Linked DNA regions of Homo sapiens: region 1 is linked to region 2. Evidence: chromatin loops called from intact Hi-C (ENCODE). Cell type or tissue: tibial artery. All regions are shown on one strand. Each heading gives the region's core, and the rest is flanking DNA. Links, peaks and the distances in the headings are about the cores only. Region 1 holds the start of CYP26C1 (cytochrome P450 family 26 subfamily C member 1). Region 2 overlaps EXOC6 (exocyst complex component 6).

Region 1 (8,332 bases), core at 333-8,332, 97 kb after region 2:
ATTGATTACAAATACATTTGAAAAACATATGCCTCTACTCATAAGTATTTTTTTCTATTTAGACTTGAATGATAATCTGTTTTTTGATCAGTATATGGCTTTGGAATTCAATCATGTCTGATATGGTAGTATTTCACTACCATTTTCTGACTTTTAGCTTTTATTTTCACCTCAATGTGATTTAAGCAGACCAAAATTTCTAATTCTGCTAATTCTGAAGGGGAAATAGACAAATCTTAAAAGCTGCCTGAAATCAAACTTGATTTAACTCAGTAAGAATGTGAATTATTTGTTCTACTTGGGTGGTTTAATTTAATCGTTCTGAATATGAACAAAAGGTTTTGGATTTTCTAAAGATGCAGTGTTGTTTCTGTTCATCAGGGTTAATATTTCTAACTATATTGCTTGTAGGTGACCCCATTCTGGATTTGTTTGGTTTGGTTTGGTTCCAGTTAAAAGAGAGGACAGGAACTAAATGGGGCTAACCACTTCAGGTGCAGCTTGTGCGAGGGTAGATGGTTCCTGCACACAGAAGTTACCACAGGGGTCAGGTTACTTTCTTCAAATAGCAGATTTCAGTACTTTATCCTCATTGTGGAAACAAGCCAAACCAAATGAACTCTGGAAAACCTAAAACAAATGTACATTTTCCTTTGTGTATGTTTCCGTGGTCCAAATGGCAATATAAATCCAGTCTTTATTCTCCCTTTGTTGTATTTATGCTGAATCTTCCCTTTGCCTTTTCAGGATTTAGGCCTGTAAGAAACTATGCCTGATTCTGTAAAATAAGTGTAAAGAATTATATGTACATCTCTGGATTTTGTGATGAAATATTAAAAATATTGAGCAAGTTGTTGAAAATGCATTACTATTTTGTCTATTCAGAGCTTACTGATTTAAAACAAGTGCTTCCTGGAGAAAAGGCATATTATTTCCTAGTTACTGGAATGGGAGTGGCACCAAAACAGTATATATACATACACACACACACACACACACATATATATACATATGCGCACTTGTTCTCTCGATCATCTCTTAATCCAAAGTATTTAATGTTTTTAAAAATATTACATGAAAAGCATGGTAGTTCTTCAGGCACGGTGAAATCTGGAGGAGAGGAGCGGTGAACAGCTAGCTCTCTTTGAAGACTGGAATGGGGCTGCCCTTCGCGCCTTACCCAGCCTTCCAGCGTACTTGGGGTGTCTTCCCTGCTTTGGCTGAGACGTCCCGGGATTCAGAGAGATACTGCCTTTGCACTGCCTGGAGGAGACCACTGTGGGACCTCTTTACTCTTACCAATAATATAAACACCCTGCACCCCTCCACACACACCCCAGGTTGCACTGTAGGGACAAGAACGAGTGAGTCCTGAGGCATTTGGAACCCTTGAATGGGACGCACAAAGCCCAAAACGCAACAATGTAGATTGACAAGAGTCGTCGGGCAAACTCGGGGGAGGGAGGGAAGGATGTGCAGGGAAGGATGAATTCGGTCCTTGAGACCGGAAAGGTGCTCGTGGGTATCCGCTTCTGGAGGCTTAGGACGTCTTTATGAAGCCTAGGGCAGTAGTGGAACTGCCATCTTTGGAAGGATACCTGACGTGGTAGATCAGAGAGCCGGGAGAGGTGGGGAGCTGTCGGAGAATCTCGGCTGCGCTATCCCTCCTGGGCTTTTGCGATGCCAACGCAGGCGTCGACGACTGCAGTTTCCCTGAAATAGTCGGAGCAAAGGAGAGAAAAGCCCAGTTCTTTCACCTTGGAGTGGCGAGAGAAAGGCACCTAGAAGCTCGAGGGCGGGGACGGCAGAGGGAGCCAGCGGCCGGGGGTGGGCCAGGAGCACTGCGGGGCGCAAGCCCGGGTCAGTTCTGCGCGTTGGGTTCGCCCACTTTCTGAGCGCCTGCGAAGAGCGGGGAAGCTCTGGCGCGAACCCGCAGGCCCCGCCCGAGGACGCTCGCGGGGCGAGCCCCCAGCCCAGCTCGAGCCGCCCCGGCGCCTGCCACTCCCTACTCAGAGCCCCTCCGTGAGCGCGCCGCTGCCCACCGCCTCCAATCACCACTCTGCGTGGAGCGCTTTAAATATGCAAAGACACGTCACGTTGTGTGAACCGGGATCGGTCCGTAGGGGGGGAGCCAATATCTATATAAACGTGTCCAGCGTGGGCCAAGAAGGGTTAAACGACTGGAGGAGGGACAGGTGGGGCGGGGGTCTGCAGACCAGGTTGGCAACACTGGTGAGTTGCTCTTCTTTCGCCCTCCTTCCCTTCTTCTATCCAAAGGGTGCTGAGCCCGGGAGGAGGTGGGAGGTGCCCCGCGGAGCCGGGAGTGAGCGTTCCCGAGGCAGCAGGCACCTTCGAGAGGGACTGGCATTTGGGCCCAGGAGCCAGGAAAAAGTCCTGAGCGTGCCGGCCTCGAGGAAGGCACGTTCCCTAAGGGCGCACGGTCACTGCAGTCTTTCACCGTCCGTCTGTTTTTAGAACAGAGTTCTGGCCTGAGCTTATAAATCTCGGGCTTTGCCCCCAAACCCCAGGCCTTTTGCGGACGGAACAGGTGAGCACTGCGCACTGCTCGCGCCCCGGTTCTTGCGTCCCCTGCTCTCCCTGCGCTCTGAGCGGCCTGGCCCCCGCGGGCTCATCATGTTCCCTTGGGGGCTGAGCTGCCTGTCAGTGCTGGGGGCGGCGGGCACTGCTCTCCTGTGCGCGGGCCTGCTGCTCAGCCTGGCCCAGCACCTCTGGACCCTCCGCTGGATGCTGAGCCGGGACCGGGCCTCCACCCTGCCTCTGCCCAAGGGCTCCATGGGGTGGCCCTTCTTCGGCGAAACGCTGCACTGGTTAGTTCAGGTGAGCAGTCCTTCGACCCCGAGCGCTAATACGGTCCCTTCTTCCCCCGGCTCCCACTGGACCCTCCTCAGTCTCAATGCCCATGGGATTTGTAGCCAGTCCCTGCCCATCGCCCACGACCCCGGGAAGCGCGCACAACTCTCGCCTTTACCTAGATACTCCGTTCCCTCGAAGGGACCTCAAGTCACTGGAATTCCCCCCAGAGCAACTCCCAGACACAACGCAGGGGGTAAACATAAGGGGTTTTAGGAAGGGGTCTGAGGAGCACGTCCTGCAAGGGTAGAAAAGGAGCCTGGAGCTTGGCCCAGCTGTGAGCCCTTGGGCCCTCACTTCTTCACTCTGAGTCTGTTTCCTCATCTCACCAATAGGAACAGGAGCATGTACATTCCCGTAGAGTAGATACCAGGCCCACTGGGGATCTTGTTTTGTAAACGCGCCAGCCAGGGACAGGAAGTTGTGATCAAAAGGCAGCTGGAAGGTCTGGGTCAGATCCCAGCCCAGGCCCAGAAGTTCCAGCTCTCCACCCTCCGCCTCGCCCGCAGGGCTCGCGCTTCCACAGTTCTCGCCGAGAGCGCTATGGGACAGTGTTCAAGACGCACCTGCTGGGCAGGCCAGTGATCCGCGTGAGCGGCGCGGAGAACGTGCGCACCATCCTGCTGGGCGAGCACCGCCTGGTGCGCAGCCAGTGGCCGCAGAGTGCGCACATCCTGCTGGGCTCGCACACACTGCTAGGTGCGGTCGGCGAGCCGCACCGGCGGCGGCGCAAGGTGAGTGGAAACGGGAATGGACCGTAGATACGTCGGATCCGCGGTCCCCGGCATCTGCCATGGGCCAGGCCGGGGCCCCGGTGTTGGATACACTGTGAACCCGACCAAGGTCCCTGGTAACTAGCGGGTGGCCTTGGGCGGGTCCGTTACCTTCAGCTTCGGTTTATAAAGTTAGGACTGCGCTAAAAGATTCTTTCATCTCCCATCTTCCGTGGCTGTGATAGCAGAAGCGCTGGAGACTCAGACCTAGAAAGGGGCCAGGGAAGACTTCTTAGAGGAGATGGCAGCTGGAGCCTGGATGGTTGGGAGGGACTGTGTGCATCAGAGCAGAACTGGGGGAAATGGCGAAAGCAAAAGCCAGGAAGTTTAGGTCTGGGCCGCTTGGAAGAGGGAGAAAGGACCGGAACTGGCCTTCTGGCTACTCCGGAATCGCCAAGCAGATGAGGCCAGACCGCCGCCAGCGCTGATCACGCGCGCTCCCACAGGTCCTGGCGCGCGTGTTCAGCCGCGCCGCGCTGGAGCGCTACGTGCCGCGCCTGCAGGGGGCGCTGCGGCATGAGGTGCGCTCCTGGTGCGCGGCGGGCGGGCCGGTCTCAGTCTACGACGCCTCCAAAGCGCTCACCTTCCGCATGGCCGCGCGCATCCTGCTGGGGTTGCGGCTGGACGAGGCGCAGTGCGCCACGCTGGCCCGGACCTTCGAGCAGCTCGTGGAGAACCTCTTCTCACTGCCTCTGGACGTTCCCTTCAGTGGCCTACGCAAGGTACGGCCGCCCCGGCTCCAGACCTTCCTCCGAGGCTCCGCGGCGCGGGCGGGCCTCCCAGACCCAGACGGGACGCCCTCGGCGCACCCCGCGCGTCCGTCACCTCTGCTGGGAACGGCGGCAGGGCCCGGGGGTGGGAGGCGTTGTGGCGGTGGCGTGGCGGTGGGCTCTGGGCCTGGCCTCTGTGCTGGTTCGCTGGTGTGACCTGGGGCTGGCCACACGACCTCCGTGGGACGCGCCTGCCGCGACGCGCTCCAGCCTGAGCAAGCGCGGGCCGCCAGAGTTTGGGGTCTCGGTGGCAGGCGTCCTGCCAGTCGGTCGGACTCCTTCCCACAGCGGCGCCCCTGGGGCCGGCCTCCATCACCTCTTCGGAAGCCCAGATGGCTGCGGAACCGAGGAGAGCGTGAGGGCTGCAGATGAGCCCCGGTCCAGCCCAGCGCCAGCCCCGGACCCAGGGGTGTGGGCGTCAGCTCCACCAGCCCTGGACCCGCTAGGTTTCGGGATCAGAGAACTGCTGCTTCTCCAGACTTCAGAACAATGGGCAGGACCCGGAGAGCAGCTAGGATGCCCCATCCCGCCTTTTGGTCCCCCTATTCTGGGACTTCCCACTGTTTGATTCCCTGGTTTTCAGTCACCTGCATAAAAATAATATGTGTAAAGGATCATGCTATAGGCTGATCACCGTGGATACGTTTTCTGATCTAATCCTCGCAGCCTGCAAAGTGTTATGATTCTCATTTTATTGGCCAAACTTATTTTATTGACTTACCCAAGATCACACCGTTAGTAGGGGCACGAACAGGACTTTAACCTCATCTCCTCCGACTATGGAACTCAAGTGCTGAATTACAGTGCTTTCCCCGGGGGAATGCTTTTGCTGCGGCTATTCCCTGAACTCTGGAGAGGCATCCCCTATTGCCCACGCTCTTACAGAGGCTAATGCTTACAAATCCAATAGTGTCCTCTAAGTCAGAGCTTTGCTGGGTGCATCAAGGTACCCCAGCCTGAGCCTAGTACAGGGAAAGGGCAATGGGCTGACCCTAGCCGCACTGGGCTCTGTGCCAGGCATGGACATGGACAGCTGTGTGACTCTGGGCAATTGCTTGACCTCTCTGAACTTCAGCATCCTCTCCTCAGGATGACAGTAACTCTGCTGTGGCTCAGAGGGGGATTGTGATAATCAAGACAGAATGATGTTTGTGGACAGTGGACATATCCCCGACCATTTACTGAGCCCAGCCATATGCCAGGCCAGGAGCTAAGCTGGGAAGCTGTTAACACAAGGATGTTGGCAGAGCCAGTGCTGAGAAGGTTTTCTGGGTAAGTGGCCGGGCTTGGCCCCCTTAGCCTTCCTGCCCCATCTTTCTTCTCTCCCTGAACATCAGGGCATCCGGGCAAGGGACCAGCTGCATCGGCACCTGGAGGGGGCCATTTCTGAGAAGCTTCACGAGGACAAGGCTGCAGAGCCGGGTGATGCCCTCGACCTAATCATTCACAGTGCAAGGGAGCTGGGCCATGAGCCCTCCATGCAGGAGCTGAAGGTAGGTGCTGACAGGCCGCTCCTTCTCCCCTCTTTTGCATTCCCAGCAGGTCCCTACACCAATGCTGCATCCCCAGAGCCACATCTTGTGTGGCCCCACTTTGAGGCACAGGCAGTCCTCAAGATGAGGGGCAAGAGGAGACCTGGGTTCCAGTAATGACTCAGCCACACTCACTACCTCTGCAGCCTTCAGCCTCCAGCCAGCCTTGTCAGTAGGAGAACTGAAGGCAAGAATCCTAGGCCCATCTTTGCAGGTTTCTGGCCACAAATGGCTCTCTCTCCTTTCCTTCCCCCACTGCCCTTCTCTGCCACTCCATGCCTTTGCCTCTGCTGTCCCCCTGCCTACAAAGCCCTCATTATTCATTTTTTCTAGAAACTCTAAGGGGCTCAGGATCAAACTCCACATCCTCAAAGCTCCCTTCTTCCTTCCAAAATCACCTCTCTCCTTCTATGAGCTACCTTGGCACCTGGTACCTCTATCCGTCTGTCTTGTTGCTGTGGATCTCCTGGAGAATTAGGACCCCTCCCCTTGTACACACATCGCACATACAGTGGAGGGGAGGTGGTAAGCTTTGGAATGGCCCCAGGACTTGCTTGAGCACCCAAAAAGGAGTGGAGAAGTTAGGGGGAGGGGAAGTTAGAAATAGGGAGACCTCAATCTTCCATAAGCAACTCTTACGCATCCTTTCTCTGGGCCTCAGTTTCCCACTTTCTACCAGAGACATCCCTGAAGGGTAGGCCTCAGCTTTAGCTTCTTTTCTGAGATTGGAACTAATAAGAGCATGAGCAATGGGCTCTTCTTGCGCAGAGCAGACCAAGAAGACATTTAGTGACTCCCTGGGACCATTCCGATAGGGAGAGGATGAAGCCATGATGCCGGCATTGGTACGAGGCTGGCACTGCTGCTGCAGGTGCCTTTGTTGCACTGCAGCCATTGTCAGGCTGTTCCACTGGGGTTGGCGGCCGCACCACCAGGTGGTGAAGAGCACTGGACTCCTGCCGGGAGTGCTAGCTGTAGGGACCTTGAGCACTACTCTGGAGTCTCCGTTTTCAACTCCATAAAACAAGAGCAGCAATTGTGCCTCACAGAGGGGAGGTGAGAACCGAATGAGTGAATATGCTTAAAGCACCAAGAAGAGTGCTTAGAGTAAGTTCCCGCATTCTCTCTGGGAACCATCGCAAGGCGGGTGGATAGATCCTAATGTTGCCTGTTGCTACAGCTGACTTTCCCAAATGGTGGACTTGAGATTTAATCGACTTCAAAACCGTACACACAGTCGCGGCGGTAATAGCACTTCCCTGCCCCCTGGCTTTTCGCAATAGTAAATTTGGGTGCTTTTCATCTCCACGGGGCCGTCGGGTCAGCGCCCCGGGCGACTCCACCGCCCGAGACTCAGTGCAGCCCGGGGCTGTCTTGCAGGAGTCGGCTGTGGAGCTCCTCTTCGCCGCCTTCTTCACCACGGCCAGTGCCAGCACCTCGCTCGTCCTGCTGCTACTGCAGCATCCGGCGGCCATCGCCAAGATTCGGGAGGAGCTGGTGGCGCAGGGGCTGGGGCGCGCGTGCGGCTGCGCGCCCGGGGCCGCTGGGGGCAGCGAGGGGCCCCCGCCCGACTGCGGCTGCGAGCCCGACCTCAGCCTCGCGGCGCTGGGCCGTCTGCGCTACGTCGACTGCGTGGTCAAGGAGGTGCTGCGCCTCCTGCCGCCAGTGTCCGGGGGCTACCGCACCGCCCTGCGCACCTTCGAGCTCGACGTAAGTGCGCCGTGCCAGCCCATGGCCAGCCTCCTGCCTCCTGCCGCCTGCCGCCTGCCGCCTGCCGCCTGCCGCGGCGGCGCCCAGGTGGGAGGAGGGCGGAGGGATTCGGACGGCGCGGTCACCTCTTTTGCCCTCAGAGCCTCAGCCTTCCGTCCTATAAAATGGGCTGAGCCTTGTTCCACCTCCCCGGATCCCCCGCTGAGGGACGCAAAGCCTGGCGAGACTGCAAGGTTAGGGATCTCGTACCCTTCAGCTTTTGGCAGCGGTTCGGAACGGTCAATTCAATGAGAGCGGAGTTTTAGAATAAAAATACTCTTCTATCCGTGCAGCACCCCCTCCCAGCCAGTGAGTGTGGATGGAGAACAAAGAGAACCCCTCAGTATGTCCTGTGCTCCACCCCTCTGGCTCCCTCACAAGATGAAGGAACCCCTCATTGCGACCGGTCCAGGGTTCTGGCTGGGGCCAGATTCCAGGGGAGGGGGGGATTAAAATACCGGGTAGACGCTTCATCTCTGATCAGGCCGGTTTGGGCTGAGCAAGGTTGAGGTCTAGAACTGACTCCATCTCCGTATGACCTTGGGCAGTTCCCTCTTCACTCTGGGCCTCAGTTTACTCTCTGCAAGGAAGCTGTCTTGGTCCTTTCCAGCTCTGACACTCCATCCAGGTGGGTCCG
Region 2 (8,297 bases), core at 298-8,297:
CAAACCTGATGACAAACAACCACTTAAGGAGTGGCAGATGCTACCACAAAGCCACTAGTCATTATTTGTGAACACTTTTGAGGTACAAAAGCCCCTGAAAACTAGAAAGGTAAAAATGTAGCAGCCACTTTTTAAAAAGGAAAAGGAGATAACTTAGGTAATCGGAGAATTAGAGGAGTAGTTAGTTTACAGTGACCTGTGACAATCTCAGATAATCCAAAGACTGGATTTTGAATTATTCCAGATAATTGATTATAGCTCAGAACCCATATTTCCCTCTACAAGTGAGGTAATTAGCAGGTGGCTCTATGAGAGATTTAGGTTATTCTAGGACAGGCTACTTTGATAAAGAACAAGAAATGAAATATTCTGTCTTGTCTAAAGTAAGGCTTTGATTGTGTCCCAAAAGATAGTCCTGTAAACAAAGCAGTAATTCCTTAGATGGTTCTGTCTAAACTGAGTGTCATTTTTCACTTGGGGGTATATGTTAAATGATGTTTATTAAGCAAAAATGTATATATAATGTAATGTAAAAATGTTAAAAATATATATATATATGGTTTTTTTTTGAGACAGGGTCCCACTCTGTCATCCAGGTTAGAGTGCAGTGACTTGATCCTGGCTTACTGCAGCCTCAACTTCCTGGGCTCAAGCAATCCTCCCACCTCAGCCTCCCAAATAGCTAGGACTACAGGCCCATGCTACTACCCTGGCTGATTTAAAAAAAATTGTTTTGTAGAGACAGGGTCTAACTGTATTGCCCAGGCTGGTCTCGAACTCCTGGACTCAAGCAATCCTCTTGCTTCAGCCTCCCAAAGTGCTGGGATTACACGTGTAAGCCGCTGTCAGGCCCTAAAGTGCATTTCTGTGGTACTGTGCTAATTGCTGAGGGGAAGATATGGAATGGTTCTTGACCACTAGGATTCTTTTAATCTAGAAGAGCAGATAACTACAAACAAATAACAACAGTGTGTAATAGTAGATGAATTTGGTCCTGTAGACATGTTTGATTTGGTTTTGTGGTTTTTCTAAATGTTTCGAATTTGCATACCTTTAGATGAGACTTAAACTCTATAATGATCCTGCCTACGGTAAATACCCTGCCTGCCATACTTATTCTTGTTACCTGCCTGGACCCTGAAGGCATTTAAGTATTTGTATCAGTTTGGAGCATGGGTAAGATTTTAATCAGCAGAGATGAGGATAAGGAAGAATTGGTATAAACCCATGCACAGAAGGCAGAAAGCTGAAGTTATATTCAGACATTCAGATAATGACCCAGAAGATGGAATATAAAATCATATTTATTCATCTTATGTTAATAAGGATGCTTATTTTTGGTTTAAAATAATGTTTGGTTTACATGTGTTTTGAATGTATATTCTGGGGAAAAATGTAATTTCTTCTAGAAGCAGTTAGTGTCAGTTTCCTTTACTTAAATTTCGATCTTCAGCTGTATCTGGGCTGTAGCTTTTTACCTAATACTTCACCTTGCATTATCTAACTCTCTAAGAAGTACTTTGTATTTCCCTCTGAAAATTGTTTTTGGTATAATTAACATAACTCTTACAGTAACCTACCTTTGTAATAGAACATTTAGTATACTATTTGTGACCTGCGTACTTTAGAACTATGATATTATTAATCTCTGGCTTATAGTCCATGATGACTGTATTTCTTTTTATAAAGAGCAATTTTTTTTTTTTTTTTTGGATCATGGCTCACTGCAGCCTTGAACTCCTGGGCTCAAGTGATCTTCCCACTTCAGGCTTCCGAGTAGCTGGGATTACAGTTGCGTACCATCTTACCTGGCCGATTTTTTAAAATTTATTTTTTGTAGAGATAGGGTCTCACCATATTACCCCTGTTAGTGTCAAACTCCTGGGCTTAAGTGATCTCCTGCCTCAGCCTCCCAAAGTGTTGGGATTATAGGCGAGAGCCTCTGTACCCAGCAAGATAATCTTTTAGAGAGATTTCTAGAACTTTATGATACTTCAGTTCTTGTAATTCCTACAAGCTTTTCATGGCTTTTAACTTTTGATTTCTTAGTTCATTATGGAGCAGATCTTGAGCTTTGTTTTACCCAGAGTATTGATCAAATGGTAATCTGTGATTTGCATGCGTATAAGGCACAATACATATCCTAAAGCCTAATACTCTTTTTTAAAAAAAAAAAAATCACAGTAATATATAATGAAAAAACCTGATGAAAAGTAACCAGGTGAATTAGTGCTTTTTGCTAATTTAATGAGATGCTTAGCACACAAATCCCTCTTTTATTTTTTGGTTGATTTTTAAGTACTAAATGTAAAGAAAATAATAAAACAAGAATATAAAGAATAAAACAACTTCTTTTGATTGCCACATTAACATCTAAAATAAATAATGGAAATTATATATATATTTTTAAAAAATTATAATTTATTGGCTTCTCTGGCCATTTTATTATACCTTTTCCTTCATTATAACTAAATACTATTAATAAATTATATTGGTTAGTCTTATTTGCTTTTTCCCTTCTGCATTAGTAGTGACATTGGATAATGAGTTGGATGCTATATGCAGTGTAACTAACATTAGAAATGTTTAGGTCAAGATAATGGATTATTGGAATTTTGTTTATTAGAGCAGGAAGAAGTTAACTAGGGAGGACACCTTTATGGTGATAGCTCTAACTTTATCTATTGCCTACATATTTGAAGCCCATAAAAATATACATGTATTTCCCTTGCTTTAAATGAGCAAAATTAAATGTAACTTTTTTCTTAAATATTGAATAAATGTTTCTATTATAAGATAGTTGTATTAATCAGGGTTATTAACAGAAAATTGACAGGAACTGATAGAAAAAGCAACTCAAACTTTCTTAAACAATAAAGGAAAAATTATTGGCCAGTGACACTGAGATGTCCAAAGATAGGGCACTGCTGCTCAGTAGATGTCACCATGGATCCAGAGTCTCTCCATCTTTTAACTCTGCTTTATGCAATTTTGGCCTCATCGTCAGACTACTTATAGTGGCCCAGCAGTTCCCAGCAGCTCTAGGCTGTCTCAGTCTGGTAGCAAAATGACTGCCTGCTCACAGTCCCAAACCTCACATCGTCATGTCCTGTCATCTAAAGGAAGAGAAACTGTCTCCCTCCACCAGCTGCTGTATAATTTTTTTGTAAGAGGATGGGACTGGTAATTGACTTAAACTTAGCAAGACCCAACCTTGGAGCTAGGTATCAGTTCAGTCTTACCCAAATGAGATAGCTGTGAATGGGGGCAGGGTGATTTTCCAAAATGTATTTAGGAATTATTCCAAGAGGGGGAATGGACAATAGACAGTAAATCGTATATGTTTACTAAAATCTTTAGCTATTACTACTTAGCTTTTATTCAAAACACACATGTTTATGCTCCAGGAGGTCTAGGTGGAATTTGTGCATGTATATGTTTTAAAAAGTTCCTCAGGTGGGTTCTGTTGCACACCTATGGTTGGGAACCACAGATAGTATATTTAATTCTTACACATTGAAATTTTTTTTAAAAGTTCTCAAATTATGCTAGATACATTTCTGCCTCCAGAGGGCACTATTTCCTTAACAAACAAAGGAAGAATTACTTTGTTTATAAACTGAATCCTTACATTTTATTTAAGAGTTAGCTGATATGCTGACTAGAATGTCAAGAGTTGATAATGCTCTTGACCTCCTGGTAAGGTCATAAGATTGAGAATATTCTGGGTTCAACTGTAGAACTCCCGAAGAAGTTCTAACTAATTTCCTTAGCAATTACTAAATCGTTAGTAATCATTAGTAATCATCTCTTAGGAATGTCTTACCAAATAATTTAGTGTATTCCTATGTATAACTACAGGAAAAGTTACATTGAAAGCCTTTTCTATCTTTTCTTTCTATCCTTGCTCCCATTTCTTTAAAAAGAAAATATAGTGAGCCAGTTCATGCAGCTATAAAGATCAGACACATATGTTTTCTAATGATTATATTTGTCTGGATTATAAAATAAGCAGAATTCTTAGTCCTTAGAAAAGTCCTTTCAACTGTTGACTTTAATCATATTCCTGCTCGGGAGTGCTGTCTGAAATTTTTCTTTGACACAGTACAGCCCGTGATTCCCTGACATAGATTTATTTGCTTCCTATTATAGCCCGTGGAAAGCATTAATAAACCTTAAAAAATATTAGGTACCCTTCCCCGAAAGTTTTTTAACATCTTGAGAAAAGGTTATTTTAACTTAGATATTTTATGGGAAAAGTGGAACCTGCTTGTGGTGTCACCTCAGAAAAACAGACTTATCAACAAAGTTCTAGTGACAATAACAAAAAGCAATAAATAAATTTTTATGTTTTCCCTTTTATTTTTGCTTAGTTCCTTTTAGAAAGTGGTGTTTTCTGAACCACTTTTTCCCTAAACGTGGTCTAGAAAGCATGTAATTATAATTATTATTATTATTATTATTATTATTATACTTTTAGGGTACATGTGCACAATGTGCAGGTTAGTTACATATGTATACATGTGCCATGCTGGTGTGCTGCACCCATTAACTCGTCATTTAGCATTAGGTATATCTCCTAATGCTATCCCTCCCCCCTCCCCCCACCCCACATCAGTCCCCAGAGTGTGATGTTCCCCTTCCTGTGTCCATGTGTTCTCATTGTTCAATTCCCATCTATGAGTGAGAATATGCAGTGTTTGGTTTTTTGGTCCTTGCGATAGTTTACTGAGAATGATGATTTCCACTTTCATCCATGTCCCTACAAAGGACATGAACTCATCATTTTTTATGGCTGCATAGTATTCCATGATGTATATGTGCCACATTTTCTTAATCCAGTCTATCATTGTTGGACATTTGGGTTGGTTCCAAGTCTTTGCTATTGTGAATAGTGCCGCAGTAAACATACGTGTGCATGTGTCTTTATAGCAGCATGATTTATAGTCCTTTGGGTATATACCCAGTAATGGGATGGCTGGGTCAAATGGTATTTCTAGTTCTAGATCCCTGCGGAATCGCCACACTGACTTCCACAATGGTTGAACTAGTTTACAGTCCCACCAACAGTGTAAAAGTGTTCCTGTTTCTCCACATCCTCTCCAGCACCTGTTGTTTCCTGACTTTTTAATGATTGCCATTCTAACTGGTGTGAGATGGTATCTCATTGTGGTTTTGATTTGCATTTCTCTGATGGCCAGTGATGATGAGCATTTTTTCATGTGTCTTTTGGCTGCATAAATGTCTTCTTTTGAGAAGTGTCTGGTCATATCCTTCGCCCACTTTTTGATGGGGTTGTTTGTTTTTTTCTTGTAAATTTGTTTGAGTTCATTGTAGATTCTGGATATTAGCCCTTTGTCAGATGAGTAGGTTGCAAAAATTTTCTCCCATTTGTAGGTTGCCTGTTCACTCTGAAGGTAGTTTCTTTTGCTGTGCAGAAGCTTTTTAGTGTGATGGTGTGAATGGTTTTGTCATCATTTAAAATTTTCTTCTTTCAGATAAAAATAGTGTTTTTTCCCTCGTGACTTAAAAATTTCTAGATATTTGGTCTCTACCACCCCCTCAACTTTTGGTTAATATTTCAATTGTCCCATATTGCTTTTTTAAATCTAGGAAAATGTGAACTAACATCTTTATTTTATTTTAATAAAATTCTATAAACTAAAAAAGAGAATTAAAGCTGGATTTAAATTTGGTTTTAATAAAATACCCAGTTTTATATCAATCTAAAGTTAACCAAGTACTTTAGCTCTGTAAGTTTGGAGGAGGGGAGCTTCTTGAATCTGGCTTTTAAAAGCTTGTTATGCATCTTCTCTTCCTGCCTATATTAGAGGCATCCCAAAAAAGCAAAAGAAATCATAAATAGTGGTCTGAGTGCAGATAGGAAATGCAGCGAAAGATAGGAGCAATCAGACTCTCAATTTTCTTTGCCTGGCGATAGAAGGGAAGCAGGTTGAGTATTTATGAGATGATTGTACATAGTTCTGAGGTTTAGGGTTCTCTTATCCAGCTGCCTTCTGGAATTACTGCCTCTCTTCAGTTGTGTAGTGAACTATATTCATCTGCTTAGATTCAGTAAATGTAGTGAGACATGAATGAGGGAACTGATTATGAACACTGGGGCAAAATGCAAAATGGTAAATACATATTTTTATATTGCTTTGAGAAAATTGACTTACAAATGATGTCATTAAGGTGTGTTATCTTTAGTTCTGTAGGTCATAAGCATTTACCATCTTAGGTACCTGCCCCTAATGTTAATGAAGTTAAAGAGAAATAGGTGTTACTGCCATGAATTATACATGTTAAATATGACACCCCTTTCCACTGGTTAGTGTTTCACCTTTTTTTTTTTTTTTTTTTAAAGGCAAGGTCTTGCTCTGTCACCCAGGCTGCAGTGCAGTGGTGCAATCGTAGCTTACTGCAGCCTCAAACTCCTGAGCTCAAGCGATCCTCCCACCTCAGCCTCCTGAGTAGCTAGGACTATAGGCACAAGCCACCATGACCAGCTAAACTTTTTATTTTTTGGTAGAGACAGAGTCTCACTATGTTGCCCAGGCAGTTATTTAACTCCTGGCCTCAAGTGATCCTCCTGCCTCAGCCTCCCAAACTGCTGGGATTATAGGCATAAACCACTGTGCCTGCCATGTTTTACATAAAAAAAATTCTGTTAATGTTTAATACCCATTTTTTTCTCCCTTACGTAAAAATAACTACACTAAGTTAAGCCAACTTGGGCAATTTGGAAGGCTTGGAATTGTGATATATTAATAGTCTCCATACAGTTCTTTTAGTAAGACATTTATTGAGCATTACTAGGTAAAAAAACATAAGTAAGTATAAGAAAACTAATTTGTTTTAGCCCCTTCTGGGTGCCAATTACTGTTAGGTACTTTGTTTTAATTATAGAAGCTTGTATAATGCTCAAAACAGCCCTGTGAGATGGGGATGATTCTCATTTCATAAATAAGAAATTAAGTTAATTTGCTTAAGATGTAAAGATAAGTGAAATAGTGGGAATCAGACACCTTCCCATTTTCCCAAAACCGTTTTGTTTTTTTCTATTAAGTAAGTGGAAGTATTAACCCATATTCTTTATGAGTCATTTCTTCGTTACTCATTATTAGCAGGAATGGATTTTTTAAATGGCTACAAATTCCTTGACACTTCTCTCATTGAGAAGTGGGGACCTGTATCCCCTTCTCTTGATCTGGGCAGACTTGTGACAGCTTTGACCAAGAGAGTACAGTAAAAATCATTTGAGACTTTAGACTTCTGAGGCTAGGACATAAAAGGCAATGTGTTATTGCCTTTATTCCAAGCATGGAGCACACATGCTTGGAGCCCTGTGCTGCCATGTAAGAAGCCCAGTTACTCTTTAGCCACTTTAGTGCTTTGAGGAAACACTAAAGTGCTTGGCTTTGAGGCAGCCAAGCAACATGGAAAGGCTACCCATCCCCGGTGCCAGACATATGAGTGAGGAAGCCTCCAGATGATTCTAATCCCCAGCTATTGAGTCTTATTGCCAGCCTTCAAGTCTTTTCCAGCTGAGGTCACAGATGCTGTAGTACAAAGTCATCTCCACTGTTTCCTGACCCATAGAACCTGTGAGTATAACAAAATATTTGTTATTTTAAGCCACTAACTCAAAAATAGTAACTGGAACAGCCACCACATAAATACTTCTTCTAGATTCCTATTTTTCCATATCACCATGTAGCTTTTCCTCCATGAAACCCTATTTCTAACCAACATGATCTCTTCTTATTTGGTATACCTTTACTATACATGTAGTTAGTATTAATTTGTGCATGTTTATTCATTTTGGGATTATTGTATTTTCTTTCTTTTATTTTTATTTATTTATTTTTTTGAGATGGAGTTTCACTCTGTTGCCCAGGCTGGAGTGCAGTGGCGCGATCTCAGCTCACTGCAACCTCTGCCTTCCGGGTTCAAGCAATTCTCATGCCTCAGCCTCCTGAGTAGCTGGGATTATAGGCGTACACCACCACGCCCGGCTAATTTTTGTATTTTTGGTAGAGACAGGGTTTCACCATGTTGGCCAGGCTGGTCTCGAACTTCTGACGTCAGGTGATCCACCCACCTTGGCCTCCCAAAGAGCTGGGATTACAGATGTGAGCCACCGCACCTGGTCGACTATTGTATTTTCTATCCTTATCTAGATTTTCTGTCCTCAACTAGATTATAAACTTTTTTCAAGACAGGGGTGATTTCCTTTTTTCATTTAACAAGTGCTCATCTACTGCTTACTATGTGCCAAGCACTGTTCTCGGTGC

What was found. Hi-C counts contacts between places; a loop is a spot of excess contacts. Peaks named below come from ENCODE experiments on the same cell type or tissue, not always from the same donor. Only the 100,000 strongest peaks of a DNase experiment are listed, where the experiment ranks them.
Region 1: a loop joins it to region 2, with 2.5 times the contacts of the local background. A loop is called at or near these places in 3 of 110 quality-filtered maps.

What each region holds. Positions count from the first base shown.
Region 1 is chr10:93,058,630-93,066,961 of GRCh38, forward strand. EXOC6 (exocyst complex component 6) reads left to right here. Exons shown (of 22, transcript NM_019053.6): 22 at 1-861. It overlaps CYP26C1 (cytochrome P450 family 26 subfamily C member 1), which reads left to right and starts at 2,169. Exons shown (of 6, transcript NM_183374.3): 1 at 2,169-2,838; 2 at 3,381-3,605; 3 at 4,091-4,366; 4 at 5,752-5,907; 5 at 7,327-7,656. The coding sequence starts at 2,635. RefSeq lists enhancers at 2,187-3,096, 4,050-4,169, 4,180-4,349. In tibial artery, for the core only: a CTCF peak has its summit at 4,142 (motif pointing right); a DNase peak (open chromatin) is centred at 6,922; H3K4me3 peaks cover 2,251 bases; H3K27me3 peaks cover 7,269 bases.
Region 2 is chr10:92,961,839-92,970,135 of GRCh38, forward strand. All of the region lies in intron 17 of EXOC6 (exocyst complex component 6), which reads left to right. Among named protein-coding and RNA genes, the nearest start is that of CYP26C1, 95 kb to the right of the region's middle. In tibial artery, for the core only: a CTCF peak has its summit at 3,564 (motif pointing right); no DNase peak of the experiment used is centred there.